2 separate regions of the Homo sapiens genome follow, and region 2 is linked to region 1. A link is a loop called in an ENCODE intact Hi-C map of the cell type or tissue named here. Cell type or tissue: Caco-2. All regions are shown on one strand. Each heading gives the region's core, and the rest is flanking DNA. Links, peaks and the distances in the headings are about the cores only.

What was found. Peaks named below come from ENCODE experiments on the same cell type or tissue, not always from the same donor. Only the 100,000 strongest peaks of a DNase experiment are listed, where the experiment ranks them.
Region 2: it touches region 1 in a loop (5-fold over the local background); 10 of 110 quality-filtered maps call a loop at or near these places.

What each region holds. Positions count from the first base shown.
Region 1 is chr11:86,807,946-86,818,917 of GRCh38, reverse strand. It overlaps PRSS23 (serine protease 23), which reads right to left. Exons shown (of 2, transcript NM_007173.6): 2 at 7,685-10,972. The coding sequence ends at 10,123. Among named protein-coding and RNA genes, the nearest start is that of PRSS23, 13 kb to the right of the region's middle. RefSeq lists a silencer at 97-391 and an enhancer at 6,793-7,379. In Caco-2, for the core only: no CTCF peak of the experiment used is centred there; a DNase peak (open chromatin) is centred at 6,707.
Region 2 is chr11:86,464,350-86,475,321 of GRCh38, reverse strand. It overlaps ME3 (malic enzyme 3), which reads left to right. Exons shown (of 15, transcript NM_001161586.3): 8 at 10,122-10,231. Among named protein-coding and RNA genes, the nearest start is that of CCDC81, 95 kb to the right of the region's middle. In Caco-2, for the core only: no CTCF peak of the experiment used is centred there; DNase peaks (open chromatin) are centred at 5,131 and 5,684.

The sequences.
Region 1 (10,972 bases), core at 2,949-10,948:
GCACAAAGAAAAAAAGAGAACAAACTTGAAAGAAGGATTTCACCACCATCATTAATGGCATGTATTGATTAACACTAAGCGTTTGTGCCACTTTGCACGTTGCTCACCCTCATTCAAAGACACTGTCTTTGGAAGCCCCTCTCTGCAAATGGGAGAAGGTGTGGAAAAGATCAAACTAAAAACAAATTCAAAGAAACCACGAGTTGCCGATGAGCATCTGGGAAATAGTCATAAGTTAAATAAACCACTAGGGGGCAATCCAAGAATGAGCAAAAGTCAGTCCAGTTGGCAAAGAAGATGCCTCGGGGAAAGATTTTTTTTAAGTACATTTTCCAACACATGAAGAAATCTGAGATCGTTTAGTCTGAATCTACAGAACAAGGTGATATTTCAAAATTTTGATTTATTTTTTCAAGTTACGTGTTGATTTAGAAAGGAAAGGTCTTTCTAAATGGTCGGAAACACTTACTAAATACAAATTGATCAGAATCATGTTATAAGGAAAAACAATGGTTGAAACAATAGTGTGTCTTAAAAATTTAGATTCCCACCCCAGGCACTCGAGAAACTTCTGAATGTTGGCCATTCAAAATAGATTTCAATTAATGATACATATGATGTGGCACAGCATAAAGGAAATCTGAAAATATTTGGTTAGCATGTATAAATGAATCAAATCACACATGATTTGTTTTATACTTGTACTGATGATACAAAGTTTTTAGGTATGTAATACAGCTTTGCAGATATGTGCACATATTTTTTTCTGGTGTATCTTCTCTGCAGGTAATTTGGTATGTGCTAATCAGTTGCTAACAAGGATCAAATCAACGATTAAGCCTCTTCATCAAGGATCAAACAACTCTTGTTCTGAATTTGCCTTCCCTGAGGCTCCTGACTCCCAATCTGGAGGCATGGTTAGTTGCTCCACTCACGGTAGTCTTATGGCACCTTGCTATTAGTAGAATAAGAGCATGAACTCCCAAGGCAGACTGCTAAGATATGAATCCCATTTCTAGCTGTGTGTTTTTGGCAAGTTACCTTGCTTCAATTAGCCCCTCTCTGACATGGATACAAAATCAATGCCTACTTCATAGGTTTGTAGTGGGAAGTGAATTAATTAATATATGTAAATCATTCATAAAAGTGTCTGGCACATTACAGGTACTCAATACATGCTTGTTGGTTTCATAAATGAATGATCTGATACTTGCCTGAACACAACGTAAATTCATTACAAGAACAAATTCATGAAGAAACTGCAGGATTCTTGGATGGATTTTCACTGGCTATAAAAAGTCAACTGGCCAGTGGCAAACAGGAGAGCTGAATAGTGATACTCTTGAAAAGAAACTCTAATTGGTGTTCAGGTCCACCAGACAAGGCTCTTTGTCTTACTTCTAGAATACGGTGACAATCCATGAGCCAGAAATAGAGGTATTTCAATAAAAGTATAGAGTTTTGTCTCAAAAATGCCAGCCAGCCATTTAGAAAAGTTCTATCTGCAGTCACAGAATTGCTCACTTTGTTTTTTGTCTTTTCAACCATAGCTATCTAAAGAGTTTAAAAATAGCCACATCATTAACTTAATTCTCTGGACAGATTGACACATTTCAAAAGAAAGAGTTTTTAAAACAGTATCTAAAAGGAACACCATATAAAAAGTTATAGGAAGTTCCAGAGTCAGGAAAAACATGATCCAAAATATACTATACATGAAATAGAAAGCATGAGGGAAACAGAAGCCCACAGTTAGAAGGCAATAAAAAAAATCACAAAAAAAGGCTTTCTTGCCCCTCAAAAACCATATTTTCAAGCAAAAATAGGCCATTTGAAAAAATATAGAATGGAAATAAATCTGATCGCAACTATAAATGTCCAGAGTTTTAGACTCAAGCATGATCATGTTTTATTCTTTCACAAAAGTGGGTCTTATAAATAATTAGATTTTCAAGTTAAACTTTTTCTGCAGATGAATCTTCATAGGATTTTACAATTTTCAAGACCTCAGACAAAGTGAAGAGAATTTGGGACACTAAACAGCTTGAAGAACAAAACAAAGCATAAAGAGGCTGATCGGTAAAGATATAATGAAGGAATTGAATGAATTCTTCCTGATATTATGTTATACTCAACCAACACATCTTTTCTGTGAAAGTAGAAAGACAAAGTGGTGGCATTTCTATTCCAACGCTGTGTTCAGCTGGTCTGGAAATCATCCTGGAGTAGTAAAACCTGTCACTTTAAAAAAACAGTGTCCTTATGTCCCAGAATGCCTTATCCACAGAGGATATTAGTCATGCTGGGGGCTATGTTAGTTTACCAAACATGGCATTTTCCATCAGGGAACTGGGGGTGGAGCAAGTTTTAATAAATCCAAGAAAGGAAATGTAATAATCAGGCAGGACGGTAACTCAAAGACTTATTAAAATGTAGGGGAAGCACTCAACTCATTCAATTTACAAAGTGGCAATTCCATTGTACTGAGGCCAAGATATTTTGTGGAGAGGGTAGTTACTGAGCCTCATCACTCTGGGAGGTAGAGCAAGAGTCATGACTACAGTGACCTCAAAAGGAGAAGACGCATGAACACCCTGAGCACAGGGATGTATCTCAGTCATCTCTGCAGCCCCAGCGTGAACACAGTGACTGGCACCGAGGTGGGCTTGAGGACATTTGCTGAATGAATAACTGAATGATTGACTAATTGAAGAGATGGAGGAAGGGCAACCTAGCTGGAGGGTAGGAGAGCTTGAGCAATGACAGAAGGTTGAAAACACGGATGTGTTTGGTACAACTTGGCTAGACGACAGGTTATGTGACTCTGGGAAGCAATGGGGGATAAATCTGATCACTATATTGGATTGGTCATGGATTCATGGCTAAGAAAACTAAACTTCTCTAGTAACCAGCATCTAGTCAATAGGAAACATAGGGGAGGGGCCTGATCAGGTCTTTGCTTCAGAACATGTCTTGGGCAGGTGTGGGCGAGCTGGGAGGCTCAGAATCCAGTTTGGAATCTGCTGTCATAGTTAAAGGAGAAACAACAAGGTGAAATCAGGGCAGTGGCAGGGGAGCTGGAGAGGAGGTGATGGATAGCACAGAACTCTAGCTTGTTGCCTGTGAGATGTGGGAGAGGATCTATGTCATGACAGGCTAAGTCATGACAGACAGACAGACACTCACTTTCTCACAAATATTTCCTGTGCTAGACCATGGGATAGATAAGGGAAGACACAGAAGAACAGAACTCAGCCCCTGCTCTTGCAAGGCTCATAGTCTTGTAGAAGAGGCAGACACATAAATAACAACAGCAATGTAACACATGCTAGAATAGAACAGAATACATACAAAACACCACAAGAGTTTTATTCTGGGATGTGTTTGGACCCAAGAAATATCCAAGCTCACATAACCCTAAGTCATCATGTTCTGGGTTATATAAACCATCTGGGATCATTCGTTCAATCAGCCATTTGAATAACATTATTTATTGAGAACCTACATGCCAGGCACTGTTCTAATTGTGGGGACACAACAGATAAAAACCTCTGTCCTCATGAAATTACATTCTAGTGGCAGAGGACAAATACATAAATATAACAGTGTTAGTGATAAGTGCAGAGCAGGACAATAAAACAGGGAAGGGCAATAAGAACTCCCCGAGGAAGGGGCTGAGGGGCATTGAATTTCAGAGAAGATGGCCAGGGAAGGCCATCCTGAGAAGACATCTCATTGGATGGCAAGAACTGGCTGCTGTTCCCACGGCTGCTGCTTGGATTCTAGCCCCTTGTTCTGTTTATTTCATTTCCTGAGACTCTCCTCATTCTCTCCAAGGCAAACACTTCAGTCTTTCTTCACTGGATTGGAACTTGACGCTTCTCAAAGCTGTTCTTGCTCTTTATGGAAGACAGGGCCTTAGTCCTTTTAATAGCCCGAAGACAAGGGGCAGTGATAAATCAAGACTAAGAGAGCACAGTATTTTTACACACTTGATACACACATAGACAAATACCACAGTGAAGAGTCACCCTGCACTTTCTGCCTCTCAGAAAACATTGGTCCAGGCAGGAGGGGATGGCAGAGGGCCTCCCTGAGCCCATGTCTGCACCACCCCATTGATGCCTGGGTTCTTGCTCTTCTTGTGGGCAGAGCTGTCCCAAGTGTCCCTGGAGGATTCAGTTAATCAATCCCTCATTCACAGGCATGATAAGCATACCTGGTGCACAGTGCCCCATGCTTGCATGGTGGGTGCACAGAGACACACAAGGCAAGGTTCTGCTTGTCATGAAAACAGCTGAGGCTTGGAGGACTAGACAGACTCCTCTCTGGTCTCCTGCCTTCCACCCCGTCTTTCCCACCATAGCCAGAGGGACATTTCTAAACATAACCTGAAGCACAATCTGATCTTGTCCCACCCTTTGTCTCTCACTTCCTCAACCTGGCTTCCAACTTTTTTCTCTTGCTTTCTTTGAGGCCACATTTTCCTTGTTGTCCTTAACCTTATTGGTGGCTTCTTACCAGCTTCCTTACTGCCTCCTCCTCCTCCTCCTCTTCCTCCTTCTCTTCTACTGAACCCAACATCTAAATGTTGGTGGACTGGGACTCTGTCCTCAGCCCTCTTCTCTTCTCAAGCCTCATTCTCTCCCCAGATGATATTATTTCTCTGTGGTTTAAATATCATCTACAAGTGCATTTGAGATATTTCTACTGAGCTTCACAATCAGAGATCCTATAGTTCATTTGACATTGGCATTTGGGTGTCCGCTAGACAGTTGAAACCTAACATGACTGACACAGGAATTCTCGGTTTTCATTTCCACAGCAGAATCTAATTCTCTTCCTTTAGTCTTTCCCATCTCAGCAAATGGCACCTGGAATCTCTGTGGATGCTCAGGCCCCAAGCCAAGCAGTCATTCTTGATTCCTCCTTTACCACACCTATTCATGTTGGCTCTACTTTCAAATATATACTCTTCCAGATATGACCACTATTCAATATCCTCTACTTCCAAAGTCAAAGTCACTGCCATTTCTTACCTGGATTACTAGTTTTCCCATTGCCACTGCCTAAAATCCATTCTCCATTTAGCATCCAAAGAGATATTGTCAAATATGAATGAGTTTCAGGGCTGCATTTTGATTTTTGTGGGCCCTAAGCACTTTTGCCTTCATAAGTCTCCTTCTCCATTAAAAAATATTAAAAATTATATTTTATGGCTGTTAATATAAATATATTAACATTATATTAACACATTTTATTAGGCTTAAAAATTAACTTTCTTCTTCTGATTTTAAAATAAATATTTCTGTGTGATCTCTGAAACTGCTGTGGGCCCTAGACACTGTGCCTACTGTCCCTTCATGGATAAGTCGGTCCTGATTAGGCCCCACCAGGGCTCCTACTTAAAGTCCTTTGACTGTATCCCCCAGCAAGTAAGATGAATTAAAAAGACCTTGACAGAATCCTTAATTTCTATATGAGCTGGCTGGAATCTATCTTTTTGAACTCTTCCCCATCTGTCTCTTAAACAGAACAAATTTGATACTGCCAGGGGCCCTTGCACTTCAGTTTGTTGAGGCTCAAACATATTCCCTCCCAAATTCTCAATAAGCCACTAACACACAGGTATAGCAAGCCTATGAGTTTCTTGTGGGTTATGCAAATAGGAAACAAGATGACTGGGCTTGAAGCATCTTGCTGGCTGTGTACTTGAGACAGCTATCTGTTAGATAAAGGTGCGCAGGAGACAGAGGGTTATATCACCATAGTTAAGGGCTAAGGAGGGTAGAAGAGCTGGTGTTATCTGAGAAGCAGCAAGCAATGAAGAGAGAACATCACTGCAATGAGTCAGATAAATATGCCTGTCTCCTTTCTCTCTTCCTCAGCTTCAAATGAGCCCACTGAGAAGCTGGAACCCAGAAGAGGGAGGATCTTTAAATCATATAGGAGGGTTTAAATTTTAAACCACAATGCATTGGGATTTATTTGCCATAAGGAACTAGACAACTGTGGAATCAGTCTGCCCAACTCCAAGGCCATCATCTTCCCATACCAGGCTGCTATCTCAGCTCTCAATCCTGTTTACCCTTTCTTTTTTCTTTTTCTTTTTCTTTTTTTTTTTTTTTTTGAGACAGAGTCTCACTCTGTTGCCTAGGCTGGAGTGCAGTGGCATAATTTTGGCTCATTGCAATCTCCGACTCCTAGTTTCAAGCGATTCTCCTGCCTTAGCTTCCCTAGCAGCTGGGATTACAGGCATGCGCCACCATGCCCGGCCAATTTTTGTATTTTTAGTAGTGACGGGGTTTCAGCATGTTAGCAGGGCTGGTCTGGAGCTCCTCACCTCAAGTGATCCACCTGCCTCAGCCTCCCAAAGTGCTAGGATTACAGACATGAGCCACCATGCCCGGCCAACCCCTGTTTACTCTTGTTCTGGAAGCTGGTTTATTTCCTCCTCCGGGGGGAACCCCAGACTAAAAACAGATGTGTTGTTGATCGCCCAGAAATGGCCTCATGTCTGCCATGTATGTACGATGACCCCACCCCATCAAAAGGATTTTTAAATGCCCTTCCCCTATTGGAGGCCCTCAGAATGCTGAGCCAGGCAAAGAAGGTATCACAGGAATCACAATGGAAGCCCAGAGAGGAGAAACGCAGGGAGCTGCAGCCCCACCTTTGTTCCTAGATTAGCAAGGATGGCTGCCAGTCTGCACGCTATACAGAGCTTTGAAAGGTTAATAATTAAGTGACCAAACATGCTTGTTGGCCAAGACATACCTGGCTTACACCTGCTGCCCCAGCTTCATTAGTCATAGCATTCTCAAAAGAATCCCATTCTGAATGATAAATGAAATGGCTGCCTTATCAAACATCCATAGAAATCAATGGTCAGAGGCAACTTCAAGGCATACCTGAGCTGGTTCATGACAAGAACAAAGAAAAAGTGCAGACATGAACAGCAGCAGAACCCAGGCAAAGTAAGAAGGAAGCCCTCAGTGAGTGTTGGGGATCACTGTCAGAATTCCTCTGGACTCACTGGATGGCTGCCATTTACCCTTCAGTTAGCAGACAGCAGCCTAGAGTCATCATTCCAGGGCAGGCTTAGTCATTCTTAACAAGTTCTGCATTAAAGACCTCCTGTGGGGTTTGTTAGAGAAAGAGTGATTCCTTGAATACATGATCCAGGCATCACCAGGTACTTCCCATCTCCCCAAGCAGGTAGACTGAGCTACACAAAGAACAGGGAATTGGGAGCATGACCTTGGTATTTCAATCCCTTTTTGGTCCAAAAACAGTAAAAAGAAAGATTACACATACAACTCTGCTCCTATTTCTTTACCCCTTTAAGGCTATTTTCCCACCTTTTAAAAACACTATCTCCTTTTCAAAATTCAAAATTTGGAGTAAAGTCTATGTAAAACATGTGTCCCCAGTTCTGCCACAAACTTCTGATTCTCAGCGACAGATAATTTTCAAATTTATTACTTCTAATTTCACGCTGTGAAGATTTCCAAATCCTGGTTATAGGGTCTGGTTAAACCCTAAAGGCACAGACACCTGACCCCACTCGGACTCATCATTCTTTCTACATTACCACCTCAACCAAAAGGCTGTTACAGAGATCCCCAGAATGTATTTAGTAGAACACCAGATTGCTTATAGGCATTATATGAGAAAACAAGGGTTTTGTGATCAAAGATGTTTATTTAAATGCAGATTTTACAACCTCAACTTGTCCCTTTACAACAGGTCTTCCCAGAGCTTTTAATGTGCAGACAGGCATGTGAACCTCTGATAAAGAGAGGGAAAATGGAGAGGCATCTTCCTCTGACTTAATACAACCCTTTTTACTTTTGGTAGAAAATCATAAGGCATGAGTGTTTAAGGAGCACACTTTGGGAAATGTGGTTCTACTAGCCTTACTAGGCAAATATGCTTCTAATATGTATAACTAACACATGTAAAGCACTAATTATATTAATAATGCCATGAGTCCTTTTTTCTTTTTCTGTCTACTTCTATGATAGTTTAATACCATGCTTTCTTTTATTATCACTAAAAAGATGGACATGTTGAATTATTTTATAATTTTCTTTTACAGTTCTGTGAGTTAAGCTGTATATAGCATATGGGTGTATCATTCTTTAGTAAATTACATCTACTTGTGAACTAAACATTGATTTCATTTTGACTTTGTGCCATTGTCTAACTTTGCAAAAAATCAAAATCAAGGAATCAAGGTGCTTCACAAAAGGAACATCTATTTTTTTAAAAAAATCCATTCTGGTCTTGGTGTTCAGTGAACTTTTTTTCACCAAGCTAAAGCAAAAACAAACAAAACCCCCAAATACCAGACATAGAAATGGAGACCTCCCTTCTTCCTCAGGCTAGATTCCTGTTAGATTCCAAAGAAAATTGTGCTGGAACTCAGAATTTTCCTGGCGGCTCTGCATCTCCTTGCTATGCATAGTATTTCTCATATGATTTGAAGAAAGCACTGTGGTTGTACGTTTCTTGAGTGCCTTATCAGAATTATCCTTCCAAAAAGCTCAAGAAAGACAAGCAGAAAATCCCCCAGAGAATGTCTAAGTGACAGTGCTCCATCTGAATATCCTTACAAATTGCTACAATGCAGGTTTACCTGGGGTGCAAGCACAGCAAACACGTGCTTGTAGTCCATTTGATTTTTTCTCCGATACATTTAGAAAGAAGTGCTTAGGCCGAGAGCCATAAAATAAAAACATACAATAAGTCCAAGTCTTTTCTGTATATGCTGTGATTTGATAATCATATTGATAAAACATGTGTAAAGGCCTTTATTGGAAGGCATGATTCTGATCCATTTTGCATTCTTCCAATTTTCATTTTTGCTATTATACCTAATTGTTTATCTATAACCTAGAGCATTCCAGCAAAAGCGGCCCTTTTAAAGCTAGAGGGAAAAAGGCCACACTGGTTTTCTTAAAGTAACTTCCAAGTATTTTCACTATAAATGAGAGAGAAAAGTTTCCAAATTGAAGAAGTACATAGCTCCCAGAAAGCACACTGAAAACTATGCAGAATAATTTTTGATCAGGCTGGAGGACTGTGCCAGGCTCCAAACAAGTGGTTATTCTGTTGTGACATCTGCCAGGCAATGCTTCCATTGTTCTCTGGAATTTAATTCATTTTAAATTACTCCATCCAAATGATAAAACATGAGATGTGCTATAATCCAGGGGTAAAATGCTATGATTGTTTTTAGTGTGGCCACAACTGTTTGCTGGGAGGAAATACAGCCTGTTCTAATTAAGCCCTGATTATTGTCTTCTGAAAAATAGCTAGTTCCAGAAATGTGAGTGAAATCCTGTTAAATGGAAGGGTTGGGATAAACACTCTTGGCCACTCTGGTATGACTTTAAAGTTGGGAGGGCCATATGCAAAGACTTCCTACAAAGTAGAGCAACAACCTTTGGAAAAGAAACTATTTTTGGAACTAAAAGCAGCTTGGGATACTGGTTTACTATAAGGTATAGTTTAATATGTGTATCAGTATAGTCAACACATCATTTTACTGTTCAAAGACTACCATGCAAATGCCTCCAAATCCAAAATATTCTGCCTAACAAATGCTGTCAAAGTTCCTAAATGGGAACACTGCCTTATGGAAGCATTAAAGATCAGGCACTGAATTAAAAAAACAAAAAAACCCACCACCAAGATGAATCTCAGAAGAAAACACACATGCACACATATAAGAATTCATATCTCTTGTATGCCAAATATTTAATATAAATCTTTGAAACAAGTTCAGATGAAATAAAAATCAAAGTTTGCAAAAACGTGAAGATTAACTTAATTGTCAAATATTCCTCATTGCCCCAAATCAGTATTTTTTTTATTTCTATGCAAAAGTATGCCTTCAAACTGCTTAAATGATATATGATATGATACACAAACCAGTTTTCAAATAGTAAAGCCAGTCATCTTGCAATTGTAAGAAATAGGTAAAAGATTATAAGACACCTTACACACACACACACACACACACACACGTGTGCACGCCAATGACAAAAAACAATTTGGCCTCTCCTAAAATAAGAACATGAAGACCCTTAATTGCTGCCAGGAGGGAACACTGTGTCACCCCTCCCTACAATCCAGGTAGTTTCCTTTAATCCAATAGCAAATCTGGGCATATTTGAGAGGAGTGATTCTGACAGCCACGTTGAAATCCTGTGGGGAACCATTCATGTCCACCCACTGGTGCCCTGAAAAAATGCCAATAATTTTTCGCTCCCACTTCTGCTGCTGTCTCTTCCACATCCTCACATAGACCCCAGACCCGCTGGCCCCTGGCTGGGCATCGCATTGCTGGTAGAGCAAGTCATAGGTCTCGTCTTTGACGTCACAGAAGCGATACACCAAATTGCCTGGTCGGTCATTGTCATAACCAGAGAAGTGAATTCTGCCCCCTGGCAGCTGCTTAGCAGGAGGGCTCACCCCAATCTTCATAAATTTTCTCTTGTGGGGCTTTTTGAGTTCCAGGAGGGCATAATCATAATCCATGCCGATGTCATTGGCATTGCCCTTGATCCAACCCTTGGGCACATGGGTGCGTTTCACCCGGATCCACTGAAATTTCATCTGCTCGGGCATGGCTGAAGTGGAGTCGTTGGCCCCTCGACCACCATCTTTAAACTTGGGCTTTAGGAAGCCCACTCGAAGCTTCTGGGTTCCTTTCACATAGGTTTTTCCATCGTGTATGCAGTGGGCAGCTGTGAGGACATGCTTCTCTGCCACCAGGGTGCCGGTGCAGCCCGTGGATAACTTCACTGATGTTGAGAAAGGGTAGTTGAGCAGGAAGTCCTTCCCAAAAATGCTGAACCTGCTGTCATAGCCATAAATCTGCCGCTTCCTTCGAGACTTTCCTGAAGACCCTGAGTCTCGGTGTTGGGCCCCATCTCCACTACTGCTGAGGATGTAGATGCCC
Region 2 (10,972 bases), core at 1,498-9,497, 340 kb after region 1:
TCACATGGTGAAAACAGGAACAGGAGAGCAAAAGGGGAGGTACTACACACTTTTAAACAACCAGACCTCATGACAACTCACTATCACGAGGACAGTACCCAGAGGGATGGTACTAAACCATTCATGAGAACTCCTCCCCCATGATCCAATCACTTCCCACCAGGCCCCACCTCCAACATTGGGAATTACATTTCAGTATGAGATTTGGCTGGCAACATACATCCAAACTAAATCAACAAAGAAAAGACTTGTCCTGAAGAATTCAATTTTCCCTGTGATTATAACATGGACACATAAAGTCACCAGAAAAATAGTTTAAGACCACATTCAGTTATTTGTTTTCCTATTTATTCATGTATTCATCCATCCATTTATTAATTCCTTTATTGAATATGGCAAGAAGTCAGAAGTAGACTTTGCTGTCAAGGAATTTATAAACTACAAGGGAAATTCCCAAATAATTACTGCTGGGTTTGCATAGATTTAATGTGTACGCAGCCAATGGCCTTGCCTGCAGCGTTGATCAAGGTTGATAAAGGGCATAAGGTGATCAAAAGATCTGGGACATTTACTTGGACTTTAAAAGTCATGACCTTATTCCCAGGAAAGCGCTAGCAACTGAAGAGAACACTCAGAAAGGGCCTCATTAATCAAAAAACCTTCATGGAGGACACCTGTGGCCTCATGCCAACCTGATATGCACAATCTAAGGACAAATATGGGCTGACATACATGCTGAAGCCCCCAAGCCAGCCAGTGGGTTGGTGGCCAAGAAAGCTTTATAAGCAGGAGGTTGAGGAGTGAGTTGCCATGTCCTAGAGGAAAACCTTTGTGTTGCCACTGACCTTTGGGAGGTTGAGAGGTCAGCAGGTCAGCCACCATCCCCTCCCCAGCAATGAGATTTCTGGCGCCATTTGGTGTGCTTGCCCCGGAACTCAGACAAACAGGGAAAATCAGGAGGAAAGCCAAGCTGTTCCTGAGTGTTTTCTGTCTGGCCAAGACTTGCCGTCAGAGCTGTGACTGAGGAATGGCCACATTATCCTGGGACTTTTGCTTAGAAGTTACTGCTTCCTGTGACTATGTTGCGAGTCAATGGGAGTTTTCCCCCTTAGGCCAGAATCCCAGTCTCAGGAGCCTGCCAGTCTGGCTGCCAGACCCCAGCACACCAGGGAATCTCCCAGTCTGGGAGCTGGGAAGGGAAGGGCCTCAGAGGTCCACCCTCACATCATGGGCTGAAATCCCTTCCACGACTTCCGTGCCAAGTGGAGCTCCGGTGACCATGGACTCACCTCCAGTGACCAGCAGTCTCTTTCCAACCAGTGTTTGAAATCTCTGCCTTATATGGCACTGGAATCTGTGTCCTTCTGACTTCCACTCATTGGCTCTGCTTTTGCCTCAAAGCCATACAAAATCAATCTGCTTAAGTCCTTGTCCACAAACAGTCGTTCCTATGATTGAAGATAATCATTATGCCCAATTACACTTGCCCTTCTCAGGCTCCGTATTCCCTCTTTCTCCAATCCACGGTATCCAGTTTTTTCACCCATGGTATAGATTCCCTGTCATCCTTGTGAATCCTTCCGCAAAACATGACCCCCTCTGCTGATTCACACCCCCAGCAGAATAAGTCACTCTTCATGCAAGTCTGTGGCAGAGTTGTGCTGTGACGGCCTCTTATCTGTCCTATGACATCTGACTGTGTCTTCTTCCCATTCTAACTGTGCTCTAGCCCCCACCTCCTCCTAGCTCTCAGGATCTCACCAGCCCTGTCATCTCTCATCTCCCCTCCATTCTGACTCCTGTATCTCATATGTATACCTCCCATCCCCAAAACAAATTCACCGTTCAGTCCCACTTCCCCCAACAGCTGTCACCCTGCCTACTTCACAGCCAAGCTTCTTGAAATTTGTGATGACCAACATTTCCTCCCCTTCCATTTTCACTTTAACCCCATGCCAGATGGTTCCCTCCCTTCCCCACCAAAAGTGGTCTGCGAAGGTCACCAGTGATCCTCTAAACAACGACTCCAATGTACACTTTGTGGTCCCTGTTTCACTTGACATGTTGGCAGTATTTGATGCTCCCGACCACGGCCCATTGCGTGGCTCTGGTAGCAGCTGCTGTGTGGGCCCAACCTGCTCGCTATCCTTGGCTGGACTTTCTTCCACTATCTCTCTCTGCTCCGTGGATGCAGGGTGTCCCAGGGTTGTGTCCTTGCCCTGCTCCCTGCTCTGTGCACAGGCGCTGCCTGAGAACCCTCACCCAATCCCATGGCTTCAACTGCTCACAGTGCCCTGAGCTGCCTGTTCCCCTCCGCTGACCTCATGTATAGCCCATTGCTTCATGAACACGTTCGTTAGAACGTTCCACAGAACCTGGGACTCCTCATGTGCCAACTCCGCCTTATCAAGTAAGTTTGCCTTTCTTTCCCCATCCCCAACCTTGATGAGTAAAGGACTTCACCCTCCATCCTCGGCCCTTCCTGGGCTCCTCCTTCTCATTCATCTCCATATCTGGTCTATTATTAAATCCTGTCCTTAATAATCATTGCCTCCGAGGACTCAGTGCCTATAGTGTGCTGGATTTTTATGTACATTATCTCATCTAATTTGCACAACAGGACTGCAAGAGAGGTATTATTAGCCCACTATTATCAGTGAAGACTGAAATTTGTATCAAGTACATTTCCTGAGGTCATGCGTTTAGTAAGTGATGGAGCCACACCTGCTCAGTCTCAAAGCTGTCTATGCTCTGCCACACTTTGTCTTTCCTCCAGGCTACTCTTTTCACTTCCTTAACATATTTTACCCAGCTTCTTCTCTGCCTACATGTCTGCACTGCCTTATATTAATACCAGGACTTCACAATCTCTCACTGCAGTTCCATGCCTCCTTGTCTCCAGTCTGTCCTCCCAGCTGTCCATCCCATCATCCATTTCTGCCAGAATAAACTTCCTAAAACACCCGCCACCTTCCTGCCTAAAGCCCTCAGTGGGTCCCCCTTGCCCTCCAGATTGCTTAGGCTGTTTACATGGGCATGAAAGGGGTGGCTCCTGCATTCCACCAAGGCTCATTTCTCCCCATGTCCTCCCCATCTTCAGCCTCCTCTGGCAAGATCCGGCCCTGTGTATTTTCCTGCAGCTCCAGGAAGGCACCATACTCACTCAGTCCTCATGCATATGCTGTTCCCTCTCCTTGAGATGCCCTCCTCCCTCCTTCCATCCGCACCCATCCACAGTCTGTCTGGGAACCTCTGCTCTTCCTTCAAGCCCCACCTCCTAATCTCCTGCCCTGTGAAGCCCTCATTGCCTCTCCCCGCTGCAGAGCTGCCTGCCCTCTTTGAGGCTTCCCATGTACCTGGCACATATCTTTATTATTACTGATGCCACAGAGTATTGCAACTGTTTTTTTATTTTCCTGTGTCCCCATTCAACTGTGAAATCTGTGAGGTTTTAGCAAGTAGTACAGTCCCTTGTTCATAGTAGACACTTTGAAATGTTTGTTTTGTTTTGCTTTGTTCTTCTAAGATATGGGTCTCACTATGTTACCCAGGCTGGCCTTGAACTTCTGGGCTCAAATGGTCTTCCCACCTTAGCCTCTTGAGCAGCTGGGATGACTGGCATGTGCCACCATATCAAGCATAAAATGTTTGTTGAATTGAATTTTTATTACATCATACTTAGTATAGTTTCTGGCACAAAGAAGATAACTTGCCGAATACATTTCTTTAATTGAAACAGAAATGTCAATAAGTAATTGTAATACAATGTGACATATATTGTTACAGATATGTCCAGAATATCACGGGACCCCAGAGAAGACAAGAATTAGCACTATTTTAAGGGTAGGGAAAGAGATGTGTCAAGGAAGACTTCTTAAAAGAGGTTACAGTTTAAGATCTGGGCCTACATCTGTAATCCCAGCACTTTGGGAGGCCAAGGTGGGTGGATCATGAGGTCAAGAAATCAAGACCATCCTGGCCAACATGGTGAAATCCCGTCTCTAGTAAAAATACAAAAATTAGCTGGGCTTGGTGGTGCATGCCTGTAGTTCCAGCTACTTGGGAGACTGAGGCAGGAGAATTGCTTGAACCCGGGAGGTGGAGGAGGTTGCCACTGCACTCCAGCCTGGTAACAGAGCAAGACTCTGTCTCTCAAAAAAAAAAAAAAAAAAAAAAAAAAGCTCTGGGCCTTACAGTTTAAGTAGGGGTTGGCCTAGACAAAAAGACGCCTTCTAGACAGAGAGAACCAGCAGCTTGAGCAAAGACAGGGGACCGTGCAAAGGCCCACAGTGGTTAGGAAGCAGGAAAACGTGCCTAGAATGTCAGAAGACCTGAGTAGGTGTTCAGCAATAGAGCTGGGGCCAAAATGAACACTACCTAAGGAATTTGGATATAACCCCACAGGCAGTGGAAGCCCTCTTAGGATTTTCAGAAAATAAGTAGCCGACATAAACTTGTGTTTAGAAATATGTGGAAGATGGATTGGGGGAGGGGAAATAAACTTGAAGGAGGTGAAATCAGTCACTGTAGGGTCCTGGACAGAAGCAGCAATGGCAGTAATCCTGGGGAGAGATGGCCTCGCCCTGAATCCACCCAGCACCCCCTGCACAAAGTTCTTCCTGCAGAGCCATGTCTCCCAAAGTGTGTTCCACCATAGGTGGTGAGGATGAGATGCAACAGAGTAAGGTGTCTGGTCAAATAAGCTTTGAACATGCTGGGTTAAACAGGTTTCTTATTGCAAGATTTTTCAGAGCTTTTAATACACATTGTGTATGCTATGTGTAACACACAGAGTTTTCCAAATTTACTTAACCACAGAACCTCTCTCTAAGACCATCTCAAGGGACTAGAGTTTAATGGAATATGTAAAATAGAAAAAAAAAGACCAAGAGTTTTTATGATTCTGTCAGATCTAGTTCCTGGAAGGAAATAAAAAAAGAAATAGTTTTCCATTGGGTGACAACTGATAATCTCACTGAACGCTCTGCTGTGGAAGTCTTGCATGTGGGTTTTTTTCTGGGGGGAGGGGAACAGCATGGACTACCATGGAAATACCAGAGGTAGCTTTTAGTCATTCTATTTAGAGGCAGGTTGAGCAAGTTCACCTTCTCTTCCCAGTCCCTCATGTTTGTTCAGGCTTGAAAGAGGTCAGACCCAGGTGTTTGAAAAAATGGCAGGTCCTGACCTATGGAAAAGAGAAACTAGGTCTGCAGCCCCTGGAATGCTCTGCACCACCAACATCCCTCACTCTGCATTTGGTTCACACACTGGGGAGAAGGGCAGAACAGCCACCTCAGACCCTCCTACCCATGGGAGGATGCATCCCAGGTGGCAGGTGCTGGCACTGTTGGTTGTGGCCTGGGTATCATCACACCGTCACACACAGCTCACCAGAACTCCAGAACTCCCAGGCACAGGTCACTGTTTGCTGGCTTCCCCTTGCCTGAGTACTGGAGGGAAAAAAAAAAAAACAAAATCAAACATCCACTCATTAGCCTTGTGTCTCTAAGTGAGCCCTGGCTTTGGAATGCCTTCCCTGGCCACTCCAAGGCCATTTCCCAGCTGAGTCCCCAGGGTTGGGAAGTCTGGGAAGCTATCTGTGTGGCTTGGGAAGGTGCCTCTTTCTCCATTGCAGGAATTCTCCACTGGAGAAGCATCAGATGTTCCTCAGCCCCTGCCAGGGCTGGAGGGTGAAGAGTTCAAAATTGCAAAAGGGGACAGATAAGCAGAAGCCTCCCCGGTAAGTGGGAGCTTCTCGCAGGACAGAAGGATAGACATCAGGCTGCTGCCAGCACTAGAATCGGGAAGCTGCCCAGAGCCCTGAGTAGGGAGCTGAGAGCACGGCTTCTTGGGAGGGGTCCTGCCTCTGTTCCACAGTATGACCTGGAGGGTGGCTGCCTTGCCCTGCTCACTCAGCTGGTCCAGTTTGTGTAAGCACAAAGGGCTCTAAGACACTCACCCCCCATATTTTCCTCACATGTTGCTCTCACAGAGAAATGTCTAACCTCCCTGCTCTGGACTTGTAGAAATACCTGAGTGAAGCTTCTAGTATTCAATTCCAGCCCCAAATATTAAGTAGGTTGTGCTACTCCTCCAATGCTCTCAGACCAGGAAACTGAGACCCAGACAGAGAAAGGGGACTCAGCCAAGACTCCTGCATTTTTTCTGTCTCCCTGGTCAATGTTTTCTTCACCATACCTATGATCTTTCCCAATGGAGAAAGAAATCCAGCCTTATTACCTATTTAGCTTTTTTTTTTAAGAACCTGTAAGGCTATCAAAATTAAACTGAAGCTGGTTCTTGAGTCAGACAGAACCAGATTTAAATTCCAGCTCCACCACTTACCAAGTGCAATAGAGTACATAGCCTGTGAGCAAATAACTTGCAATCTGTAGCTCCAGATTCCTTCTCTGGAAACAGCGCCTACATCATAAGGTGATGTGAAGATTAATTAAGATAATGTATGTAAAGAGCTCAGCACGGTGCCCAGCAGGTAATAAACACTAGATAAAAGCTAGCTATTTTTTTTACCATTGTTGTTAGCATTTTAATGAATATGTAAGGCAATTGATAATTAACATTTAAATTAGTGTTATGGTGAAAGCTCATTACCTGTATTTGGATGTACAGGGATGAATTGAGAAACATTTTTTTATCCACTAAGCCATTTAAATTTCCACTTTGAAATTTTCTCTTCTTAATTGGTTTTTAATTAGTTTAAAGAGTTGGCAGACAAACTCCAAACATTAAGTTTCCGCCAACTCCTTCATAGATCCAATCCACCCCTTCCTAAAACATTAAACTATAGTATCAGATCATCACAGGTGCTCAATGAATGTGTTTGGATGGATGAATTTATGGATGGGTGAATGGATGGATGGATAAATCAAGGATGGATGGATGATGGATGGATGGATGGATGATGAATGGATGGATAAATGAATGATGGATGGATGGAAAATGGATGGATGGATGGATGGATGATGGATGGTTGGATGATGATAGATGAATAGGTGGATGGTGGTTAAATGGATGGTGCTAAGATAGTAGCACCATGAAGTAACCACCTTTGGTTCAGACTGGATAGTGGTCTGGTTTCATGAAAAGCCATAATGGAGGGCCTGAGGCACTGGGATAACATGGTGAAGGGCTCAGAGGTCTTGGTGCAGACAAACAGCAGGTGCAGTGGAAGTGAAGAGACATAGAAGGAAAGGCTGTGGTCAGAGACTGAGATGGGACAGTGTGAAATCCTAGAGTAGGAGTAGTTCCTGGGAATAAAAGGTCCAGAAAGCAGCCAGGGGATGGTTACCCAAGGTGGAGAGGAGTTCTGGGGTTCCTTAAATCCGGTGAGTTCTAGGAACTATGAATCCAGATTATTGGATGAGTGATTCACATGGCCTCTTATGCAATTCCAAGCTAGGATTAAAGTGACCTCAATTAATGAGGTTTTATTCTATATTCCATCAAATTGCTCCATGGGAGGGAGGGGGGTTTCTTATATAAAACTGAATTAAATATAAATAATAATCATACACTGAACAAAGGTATTTATTTATAATTCTTGCCTTATTTTTACCTCAGTGAATGAATGGTGGTGTTGCTTAAAGGGGTGTGTGTGTGTGTGTGTGAGAGAGAGAGAGAGAGAGAGAGAGAGAGAGAAACAGAGAGAGACAGACACACAGAGAGAGACAGAAAACGTTCATCACATTGTTTTGTTGTCTGACCTTTTCAGCATTTTAGCTGCAGGCCAGTTGTGGGGCAACACTGGGAATCTTGTAGAAATTATATATAGCAAAATGTCACCAGCAACCAAAGACATTGTGTTCCTCCCCACCCAATCCAAATACTTGAAATTCACAATAAATTTTGGCTTGGTGAGCATGGCATTATATTTGTGCATGGGAGGTTTTATTTATCATTTCTATTCATAGTACAAGCAAAAGAGGGCTGGATGGTGGGTGGGGAGACACAGTGAGCCCCCCACCAAACCTCCATCAGCATTTGTTCTATGACTGTGAAGAAGAATTGTGGCCAGAATGGCATTTGTGTTTAGCATTTTATGGTCTAAAAATTACCCTCAGGCTTCAGTTAGTAATACTGTATTGTATACTTGAAATTTACTAAGAAAGTAGATCTTGAGTTTTCTTACCACACACACAAAATAGTAACTATATGGGGTGATGGATGTGGTAATTAGCATGATTGTGGTTATCATTTCACACTGTACACATATATCAAATCATCACATTTTATACCTTCAATATATGCAATTTGTATTTGTCAATTATGCCTCAGTAAAGCTGGGGGAAAAACCTCACCCTCAGCTTTTAACCCTCACAATAGTTCACAGATGTTAGCCAGGCAGATATTATTGTGCCCACTGATGGATGGGAAACTGAGGTAGAATAGAGAGGTGAAGTGACATGTGCAGGTAACTCAGTTGAATGTGGAGAGCCAGGTCCGGCCTATGGCCTTCTAACCCACGCCCAGCACTCTAAGCACTGGACTGTGGCAAGTCACTGCCCCTGTGTTTCTGCCCCTGTAATGTGAATCCATCTCCCAGTCCTTCTACCAACAGCCTTGACTAGCTAAGGTTCTGGAAGGACCACGGCAGGAACAAATATTTGCCCACCCACTGGTATTTGGGCTGGACAGCATAAGCCATGCACAAAATTATAAGGCTGGAAAAAATGTTTTGTGGGCCATTTCAGTGCTCCTCACTCCCTCATAGCCACCAGCCTCATCAGAAAGATGCCCCGAGAGCACAGGAAGCCCCCCAAGCATGTGCCCCACCCACCTTCTCTAACAAGGTAATAAATATTTCCACAGCCAGTCCCAAGCTGCTCCCAAGCCTGTAGGTCACCAGGTTGGAAGGGCAGGCCACTTCTACCTGTTACATGCCCTGACACCTCTTATGGATCAATCAGGACATTTTTTCTCAATGACATGACCTCAGATGCTGTTACTCAGCCACAAATTGACCCATGAGGTGAAACCTATTTTTATCCATGTATTAAGTAGTTTTTAATAATCCATACTACACTTGCTTACAGAAAGGCTAAAGACACAAACAAAACTATCAAACACCAGCATCAAAGAGCAAGAATGGAGTAAAGGGGAAATCTGTGTGCAGAAGCCCACAGAAGCTGAGGGGGCCTGTAGCAAATGAGCAAAAACTTCACTCTCAGCTTCCTTACAGGCAATGTTAAAAGGAAAAATAGGTTACAAAACTCGAACAAACTCAGTCATTTTTAAGGGAAGGCCATGAAATCTAGGAGGCAATGCTAGCATGGATTTTAAATAAGGCATATCAAGCATCTTAATGGCCATTGTCTTCACCCACAAGGCATTGTTTCTCAGGGTTCTCTGGGCTGTCAGAATCAGAACCATCTGGGGTGCTTGTTCAAAATGCAGGTTCCTGACCCCATCCCACACTCCGAGTGAGACTCTGTGAGATGGGCCTGGTGACCTGCTTTTTAAACAAGGTCAGTAACTGATTCTTCTACACCTGCAAGTTGGAGAACAACTTCACCAAGATGTTAGTAGATAACAGTGTCTTAATGCAGTGGCCTTTCCTAACCATCCTTTCATCTTACCAGAGAACAATGCCTGGTGCCAGAGGAGTCTCTAGTGGAAGAGCTCCAGGCCTCAGGGTCCAGCAAGAGAGATATTTGGAGGATGCAGGGGCTCCCCACCTACTTGTGGTGGGGAAGCTGGTCTGTCTGCATGCACTTGGATGTGGAGTGAGCTTTCTTCTGGGATCTCAGATGGCCACAGGCTACACAGAGGGCAGGCCCCTCCTTGGCCCTCTTGTCACTCCCAGGGCTGGCCATGGCAGCCATGGGAGCCACCAGCGCACCTTAGCTATAGTGATGCTGCCTTGGCTGACCACCAAAGCCAGGGTCCTACTCTCTCCCTTCCCCATCCTCATCCATGATAGGGCAGGCAGAGCTCCAAGCCCAGGAGTCCAGGAGCCAACCAGTGGCAAAAACACAGATGAAGGAGCCATGCCACCTCCCACCCCCAGGCCTGCACCTCCCCACCCCACTGTGCAAGCTGGGATCTGTCAGGGATCTGCCTCAGAGAGGCAATCATGGGTTTCTTCCTCTCCCTCCACACAGGTTTGGAATAAATTGCCTCATCCAATTTGAAGACTTCGCCAATGCCAATGCCTTCCGCCTGCTCAACAAATACCGTAACAAGTACTGCATGTTCAATGATGACATCCAAGGTAGGTTTCCACCCCACCTGATGAAGCTACAGGGGACTAACTTATATTCTCAACCTCACTGGGATGCCAAAGGGGTGAGGAAAGGCTGTCACCCCATAGTTGGTTTGCTGCCAGCAGCTGTTGAAAAAAGAATATTAAACTTAGATTCAACTCCTACTTGGCTAATTCTTAATTCTCTGAATTCAGTTTCCTTTTCTACAAAATGAAGATCATTACTACTTCAGAGGTAGGTAAGAATTATGTGATTTAATGTATGTAAGAAATTCTAAACAATGCTGTAATTCACTAGCAAGTTAAACATGAACCAGTCACTTCTCTGACCACAGTTTCATCATCTAGTCAATGGAGAGGATAACAACTGCCTTGAAAGAGCATGGTGAAAATTTACAAGGCTAATGCTATAGAAAGTACTAACCCATAAAACTCATCAGACCGAAGCACCAATCACCATAAAAATGGCCTTCCCCAGCCATAATAACTTGCTTTTAGACTTTCCAAATACAAGGCGTGTCTCTGTCAGGAAGTCAGGACAATTCCTTCTCTGGTTTTGACTGAAGTGTTTGTTGCTCATAATGACCCTGAGAGAGACACTGACACCAAGAACCCAGAGCCTTCCAAAGCCAACATGAAGCAGCTTCTAGTTCAGGTTCCCTTTGGTCATCTATTCTGTGACCCAGAAATATCTGAAGGTACTTGCTTCTTACTGTGGAGTTACCAGTGTCCAAAGCTGGAGTGGAAAGG